2 separate regions of the Homo sapiens genome follow, and region 2 is linked to region 1. The links are chromatin contacts, found by Hi-C or POLR2A ChIA-PET in ENCODE. All regions are on one chromosome and are shown on one strand. The core of a region is the stretch at or near the end of the contact, and the rest is flanking DNA. Distances in the headings are between cores, read along the strand shown. Region 1 holds the start of LINC00870 (long intergenic non-protein coding RNA 870). Region 2 has its middle 99 kb from the start of RYBP.

Region 1 (4,105 bases), core at 670-3,169:
CCCTTTTTAATGTGGCTATTAGATAATTTAAAGTTACACATGTGGCTTCCATTATAGTTGTATTGGACAGCGCTGGTCTGGCAGGATACTGTATGGATTAAGAAGGCAGGTACCAGAGTCCAACTGCCTGTGTTCTGTTCATGAAAGAATGATTCTGAGACTTATTTAAAAGGTAAGGCAGGGTTTATTTAAGACTATCACAGTAGGGGTACTGCAATAGGGGAGGGAGATGGGGATCAACTCTGAATACAGAAAGGACAGGTGGGGGATTATAGTCAGTGAGCAGAGTAAGGAGAGTCAGTGGATGAAAAATTGCGAAGAGGAGACACCCAGGGTTGGGGAATTCTTGCTAAACTGACCTAACAGGATTCTTGCTAAAGGCAGGTCAAGGACTTATACATTAAAGGTGGGGGATGAGGAAATTGATCAGATTTCAAGGGTGATCAGAGATCAAAGGTGAAGACATTTTGCTAAACTGACTTGACATGATTTTTGCTGTGCAGGACTGGGGCCATATTTGAGGCCTAGTCGAATAGAGGGCTCAGAGGAGACGAACTAAGTTTGGGCGAGGAGAGAGTGTTTGTCAGTTTGAATCCCAGCTCTGCCGCTGTCTGGCTGTGGGTTCTTGTTGAAACTGGACAACCACTCTGTGCTCAGTTCCCTTCTCTAGAAAATGGTGATCATAAAAGTACGCACTTGGAGTATTGCTGTGAGGGTCACAGGAGATGATGTGTGCTAAGTTCTTGGCCCCTTGCCTGGCATGTAATTATCACTCAATAAATACAAGCATTTGTTATTATTTCCATAAATATTTGGGAGGACTGATTCTGAAACCTCCAGGGATCCCGAATTTGGAGCACTGGAAATGCTAACACAGATTCCCGGTTTCCTCCCACTTCACATGTCTTGTAAAGCTCCATGAGCACCCAGTGCCATTCTCCTACCACAAGTTGATGGTTATTTCTATATCCGCTGAAAGTTTCTCTTCAACCACATGACCATTTTTTGCCAAGAAACAGAACTTCCACCGTGTCGCAAGTTCCACAAAGCTAAGGTACTGGTGCTCCCCAGCTACGAGACCCAGTTCCCCTCCATAGTTCCAGATGCACACCATCCAAATTCATGCTTCATTCAAATGGCGCATGACTGTGGATCATGGACCTCTGGGTCATTCACAAATCCTGGAACTTCAGAGGTAATTTGGGAAGGCCAAGGTCAGCCCACTTAAAACAGTTCTCTCTCTTTCTCTCCCAATTTGAAATTCCTACTAACCCCAGAGTGAGCAAGTTACAAGGGAACATTTGTTGTGAGAAGACATGGCAGGCCAGGACCATTGGCCAATGTTGGGCCATTCAACATGTGTCATTGTTGGAAATGGGACAGATAGTCTAATTCTCTAGTGAGGAGATTTAGAATTATGTGGAGATAGGAGAAATTCATTTCTTTGCCAGTAATCTAGCTCATCCTGTTAGAAAAGCCTTAAAAGTGCATCGTAACAGAGACAGCTGAGTCTGACACCCAGCCCTGCATGGGTAAAGTCAGCTCCATTTATTGGACCTAGATGTAAATTTTGGTAAATAGGCTCTTATCTTTCAGGGAGGGTTTTCTGAGAGACCCTTTGCCCAGCAGAGACCTCGGGGAAACCAAAGATGGCAAAGAACTATCCACTCTGTTCTCTGGCCCTATCTCTCCCAACTTCCACCTTTGCTCAGGTAGGTGGAACCTTCATGTAAATGGTTCCCTGCTTATAATGCACATTGGAATTGCCCAGAACGTCTGTTCAAAATGCAGGCTCCAGGGTCCAATGTCCAGGTTGAGAAAGCTGATATAGCACCCAGGGATCTGCAAGTTAATTTTTAAAAGAAAGTCACATGGGGCAGTAATTCTAGCAAACCTTCCTCCTAGGCCGCTGCAGAGCTGTAGAAACCCAGTTGCACAGGGCTTTATGCCTGGCAAGGGCACCCCTTGCTGTGTGCATCCCAGAGGAGGCACGTCTGAAGTCTGCAGAGGAAGCTTCTATCTTCCCTTCCAACGAATTCCTGCTCAGGCCAGCAAGGAAGAGAGTTTGAGTTGTTTATGGGGTAAGAACAAGAAATCTGTTCTGATTGCACTTCACAAAACTGCTTTACACAATTGTGACTTGCTTTACCATTGTCATTTACTGTGGTGATCCAAATGAATCAGCCCCAGTCTCTGGTTTCATTCCGCCCCTTAAGCCTTCCCAGGATTTAGTGCTCCTGAGTCCCTTTCCACTAGGCCAGCAGGCCTGGATCCCTGCCGCTAGGTGCACTGTGGAACATTTGGAGAGCTTCTGTTATAATGCCAGTGCCCAAGCTCCACCCTGAATCATGGAAGTCAGAATTGCGAGGGAGGAGTGGGGCCCAATGTAATGCTTTCTAGCCACTCCCTGGGTGCTACTGATGGTAGTCAGAGTTAACATTTGTGCTAGGTTTTCTAGCCTGGCTGCACATTGGACTCCCCAGAGCAGCTTTAAAAATCCAGATGATGCCCAGTTCCCACACCCAAAGAGACTACATTAGTTAGTTTAACATTTTTTCCCCAGCAATGGAGTGTTTCTAAAATCTTGCTCAAAGTTGAGAGCTGCTATTTAGGCCCTTCTCTTCTACAAGGAAAGTCCTAGCACAAACTCGTCCTGGAGTCATTATTAACTCAAACATCTTCAGGTTCCCTTGGGGGCCTAAGAGAGAAGGTTTGGCTCCCAGACGCCACGATGCCCAGGAATAGAGGGCTCTCGCACTCAACTGGGGGCTATGTACATGTTTGTTGACAAATGGAACTTTGCTCAGCCTGAGAGCAAACCCCGTAGTTCAGTGGGTTTGCAGACTTGCAGTGCTACTCAAAGTGTGGTCCCTGGACTAGCGGCACCAGCATCAGGGAAACTTGTTAGAAATGCAGATCTTCGGGCGCCACTTTGGACCTACTGAATCAGGGGTGCTTGTCGGTGTGGGGCCCAGCAATCTGTGTTTAGTAAGCTCTCAGGGTTATGTTGGTGCATGCATGCTCTAGTTTGAGAAGCACTCCCGTAGTGTGCAGAGGAATCACCTAAGAAGCGATATTAAATGTAAGATTCCTGCACTTCCCTGCAGAGAGGCTGATCCTGGAGGTCTGAAGTAGGACCCAGGAATCTGTTCTATTAGTCAGCACCCCAGGATAAAAATGGTTCCAGGGTCACACCTAGAAAAGTCTAGTAGAAGCCATTTGCCCGCAAAGGACAATGCTCCATCTGGCCACGCATCCCACAGCCTGCGAGGCCTCCAGTCTTCCCTCCCAGGCTCACACCCCCACTCACAAAGCTTCTGGAGTATTAAGCCCTTTCCACTCCCCAGCCTTCCCTGGAAAATGGGCTAAACCAATCCACAGGGGGTGAAGGGCAGAACCGGTGTCCCAGCACCAGGGTTCTGTTGCAGCTTCAGAAGCCTGTATTTGTGGACAGAGCTCTTCCGAAGGTTCCAGGAGGATGAAAACATCCAGTGACTCCCAGATGTTGCTGGGCTGGATATATTTATTTCTAATAATGCTCCTGGCTCCACGCTTCCAGATGGACAGTCCCAAAGAGAATGGTTTGTTTCCTTTCGTCTTCCTCCACGATGCATTTTACGATTGCAGAGGGTCCTGCTTGCCATGTGTTTGCTTCTAATCTGTAAGTGCTTTTCCACGGGCTTGGCTCTTGGCAGTTCCCATATTTACCGAGGAGAGCACACGCCGTCAGAGGCTGGCTCCCGTCCAGCCTCCTCCAGAGTTCAGTGTTTGGAGGTTGGCAGCAGATGAAGAAGCATGGCCTCTCTGTCGCCGGCTCAAACTTTCAGGGCGTTTTGCCCCTCGCACTCAATTTCTGTTATCTTTGAGGGGCTTGCCTTTTAATTTGTTTCTCCGGCAGCCATGCTAATAAATGGGCCACGGCTGAAGAGCTGTCTGAGAAACAATAGCTGCTCAGTTCCATCAGCCAATTTGTCTCAGGCACCGTTTGTTATGAATCCTCCAAGCCCATTAACCCCTGAACCTGGGAGATGCTATCTCCCCAGGGATGAATTACCTTTATTTCCAGACATGTGTTTGCTCATTTAGTACCCTATTCATAAAAGCA
Region 2 (4,105 bases), core at 1,094-3,593, 200 kb after region 1:
CTCTCTGGGCTGCAAGCTCCTGGCGCTGTGTTCCTGCTGCTCTATCACATAGTAGGTGATCTATGAATATCTGCCAAGTGAATGCAGCACTGGCATCCAGGCTATGGGACTCCCAAGTCACATGCCTGATGCAGACCCTCCTCTCCTCTCTTTCTTCCCCGCACTGCATTCAGAAAGCAATATTCATCAAAGTCTACGGAGGAACTAGATAACTCCAAAGAGGTGGATAAGCAGGCCTCCGCCCTCAACAAATTCCCTGAGGACCAAATCCTCCCAGTTCAGCCCCTTTCCTCCTTCTTCAGAAATGGATGACCAGAGCAAACAGGCCCCCACAATGGCTGCCTGGGAGCAAGCCGCTTCCCCAGAAAGACTCTTGCTGCTCCACACCCGGGCCCCGTCAAAGATGCCCCCAGTCCTCATCCCCCAAGGGGCCTCAGGACATAGCGAGGCTTCCCTGGAGAGGGCAGCACTGCAGAACAGGGATTGGTGCCGAATAGGGACCAGATCCAGGTATAGTGGGTTGAACGGTGGCCACCAAAAAGACATGTGTAAGTCCTAACCCCTGAAGCCTGTGAATGTGACCTGATTACATTTGAAAAAAGGTATTTGCAGATGTAATTAAATTAAGGATCTCAAGATGAGATCATCTTAGATTACCTGTGTGGGTCTTAAATCCAATGACAAGCATCCTTTTAAGAAAGGGAAGAGGTGAAGATACCAACACAGAGGAGAAGGCCATGTGAAAACAGAGGCAGATATATTGGAGTGATGGGGCCACAGCCATGGAAAGCCTGGAGCCAGAATCTGGAAGAGGCTGGGAAGCATTCTCCCCCAGCGCCTTCGAAGGGAGCGTGGCCCTGCTGACAACTTGGTCAGACTTCCGGCCTCCAGAACTGTAAAAGAATACTTTTCTGTTGTTGTAAGCCACCAGTTTGTAGTTAATTTGTTATGACAGCTACAGGAAACGAATACACAGGGGAAGAGCGAACTCACCTCTTGCTTCAGCCCATGAAGAGCATGCTTCTGAGAACCACAGAATTTTCTGCTGGAAGGAACAGCAGAGCTGAGTCACCCGACATTGCCTAAATCCCAGCATCCCGGCCCCACCTGACTGCTGTTTCTACTTCCACTCACCACCCTGCTGCTCTTCCCTTAGCATTTGCCTTCTAACTGACTTAACTTTTTCTTACTCAAATGTATTTACAGGCTGGGAGCCATGGTTCATGTCTGTAATCCCAGCATTTTAGGAGGCCGAGATGAGCGGATCACTTGAGGCCAGGAGTTTGAGACCAGCCTGGCCAACATAGTGAAACGCAGCCTCTACTAAAATTAAAAAAATTAGCCTGGTGTGGGGGCTATGAATATTTGTTGAGTGTAATCCCTGCTACTCAGGAGGCTGAGGCACGAGAATCACTTGAACCCAGGAGGCTGAGGTTGCAGTGAGCCAAGGTCGCGCCACTACACTCCAGCCTGAGCAACAGAGCGAGACTCTATGTCAAAAAAAAAAGCCATATAAAATATTTACAAATAGAACTTTATGTCACTTATCAGAGGGAGAAGCAGCACCGCATGCATTCATTCACTCCATCCTCTTATTCTGTCAACGAAACATTTATGAAGCACTGACTGTGAATGGGGCAGTATTTAAGGCTCTGGAAACACAGTAGGGATGAAGCAGACAAAAAAACCCCGTCCTTGTGGAGCTTGCATTCTCGTGCAGAAGGGGCTGGGAATAGCTGCTGACTTGTCTATAGCTATGAAGATTAAAAATATTCCTTGGGGCCAGTCATGATGGCTCATGCCTGTAATCCCAGCACTTTGGGAGGTCAAGGTGGGAGGGTCACTTGAACCTAGGAGGTCAAGGCTGCAGTGAGCCATGTTCATGCCACTGCACTCCAGCCTGGCAACAGAGCAAGACCCTGTCTCCAAAAAAAAAAAAATTTCCTTGGTTGGTATGTCCCCTGATTGTGACCCCCACGTGGGGCAGTGCTCCCAGGGAGGGAGTTGAGGGCAGAAGCAGCATGGAGGCAAAGGCCAGGGTTTGAATTCTGGGCGTGCCACTTGCTGCTCTGTGCCCTGGGAACCTGAGATTTCCCTCCAAGAAAGCTGAAGGAGTCTCTAGGGCCCCCGGTCTCCTGCCACTAAGGGCCTGCAGTTCTGTGAAGGGGAAAAGCTCCTCCGCCAGGGGCAGGGCGGGGCCGGTCTGCAGGGCGAGCACAGCCGCATTCCAAGGTACAGAGCTGCTGGGCCCAGAGGTGGCCTGGAGAGAAGGCGAGAGCTGGCGAGAGGGACGTTCTGGGAGAGAAGGCGCAGCCTGCCAGAGCTCGGAGCCCGTGCCAACCCCGGCCTCCTGTGAGCAACAGGAAGGGGAGGTCGCGTGACTTGTGGGATCTGTGGGCAAAGAAACTGTGAGGCTGGACTTTCGCCCAGGGCAGACAGGAAGCCTGCTTCTGAATCCTCGAGTTAGCATACGCATCAGCCATTCACCAGACCCAGACAACCCGTTTTATATGGTTTACCCTCACAACCACCTCAAAGGCAGCATGACTATTCCCATTTGACAGATGCGGAGATCAAGACTCCTCAAGGGCACACAGCTCTAAGTGGCAGGGCCAGGATTTGAACCCAAGTCTGATCTCAACCATCTTACTTACCTTTGCCTCTATTTCTGAATTAGTAAGGTGTTGTTTGGTTGCAAGGGACAAATATCCAATTCAAACTGGCTTATCCCCAACCCCTACCCCAAAAAGAAATTTGTTGTAGTTTAGGGCTTTCAGGCACAGCTGGATCCAGATGCTCAATGTTCTCTCAATGTTGCCTCATCCTTTGGCCCTGTTTGCCTCTGTGTGAGCTTCACTTTATGGTATGAGAGGTACCAAATATGGCTACCAGAGGCTCCCAGCTTATATACTAGAAGCTTCACAGACTCACCAGAAATGTGAATCCCTGTTCTAATAGCCCTAGTATAAGTCACTGGCCCAGTTTGGGTGAGATGACCAGCCCAGAGACAGTCATATGGACAAGGATTTGCAGCAGTATTTCCATTGGCCAGGAATGGATCAGGTGTCCACCCCTGACGTTGGCAGGCCAGGGCAGTAACCTCTCACCCTCAAATCACAGGGACCGAGAATGAGGAGAGGTGATTCTCTAAGAGGAGATTGGGAATTACCAGCTGAATGGAGGCTTCACAAGCAGAACTGGTGGACATCCCCTACAGCCTCTCTGTGTTTCTCCCTTTAGTCTTTAGTAAAGTTTTTTTCTTTTTTTCTTTTTTTTGTTTTGTTTTGTTTTGGGAAAATTTCCAACCTCATTCTCATGGAAAGAAGAGGCAAAAGTTTTTAAGGCAAGGTGGTCTTGCAGTAAGCTGCCATTGTGTGGAGATGGGACTGCAGAGGAAGTGGGTTGTGCATCTGCTTTGTACAGTGATGGAATGCTTGGCTTCTTTTGGCCAACAGAATGTAAGTGAATGTGAGGTGAGCAGAGGTTTTAAATGTGCTTGCTGGTTTGGCTGGGTCTTTTGTACTTCTGCCATTCCCCATAAGACATCCTCTGTGAAACCTCTGATTCCAGAATGAAGCACATGGAACATTCCTGATCCTAACCCAAAGCCTAGAGCAGATCTACCCCCAGATGACCCACAGACCCAAGAGCAAGACAAAGAAAGAGTGTTGGTTGTGAGCCCCTGAGATTTTGTGGGGGTGCTTGTCATGCAGCATATCACAGTGCAAAATCTGACTAACACACTTTGAAAGTCTAGGGGTTCTTCCATTGAGGGAGGCCACTACTCTTGGAAGTAAACAGTCTGTCAGGAAGTGGGTCCTCTGAGCCGTGGCCACTCTATATTCTTCCCAAGATGCCCTAGGAACACAGAAGGGCTCAACCACCATATTTCAACCCCCACCCAGCAGAGTCTCCAGAAGGAATTTCAGCATCTTTTCTGGAGCAATCTGCCCTACCCTGCATCCTGAGTCTCCCGGGATCTTTACCAGCTGCGTGGCCATAAGCAAGTTAATTGCCCTCTTTCAGCCTTAGTTTCTTCACCTGTAAAAGGGAATGATACTAATCCTTAGCTTTTGGAGGAACTAATGGACAGAATGCATGTAAA

Evidence for each region. A loop is a pair of places that touch in the nucleus more often than their neighbours do. ChIA-PET counts read pairs that join two places held with the same protein, here RNA polymerase II (POLR2A). Pooled maps may share reads with other maps.
Region 2: a map of chondrocyte shows a loop between it and region 1 (2.3-fold over the local background). The contact joins the enhancer-like site here to the promoter of LINC00870 in region 1. A Hi-C loop is called at or near these places in 2 of 168 maps with a recorded cell type or tissue (chondrocyte and ovary) and 8 of 50 pooled maps. POLR2A ChIA-PET finds 5 or more read pairs at or near these places in 1 of 52 experiments (H1).

What each region holds. Positions count from the first base shown.
Region 1 is chr3:72,149,338-72,153,442 of GRCh38, forward strand. It overlaps LINC00870 (long intergenic non-protein coding RNA 870), which reads left to right and starts at 1,920. Exons shown (of 3, transcript NR_038221.1): 1 at 1,920-2,081.
Region 2 is chr3:72,345,773-72,349,877 of GRCh38, forward strand. No RefSeq gene overlaps it. Among named protein-coding and RNA genes, the nearest start is that of RYBP, 99 kb to the right of the region's middle. Within about 2 kb of position 2,344, at least 10 of the 41 ENCODE cell types and tissues checked have a DNase peak (open chromatin) inside an H3K27ac peak, as active enhancers do.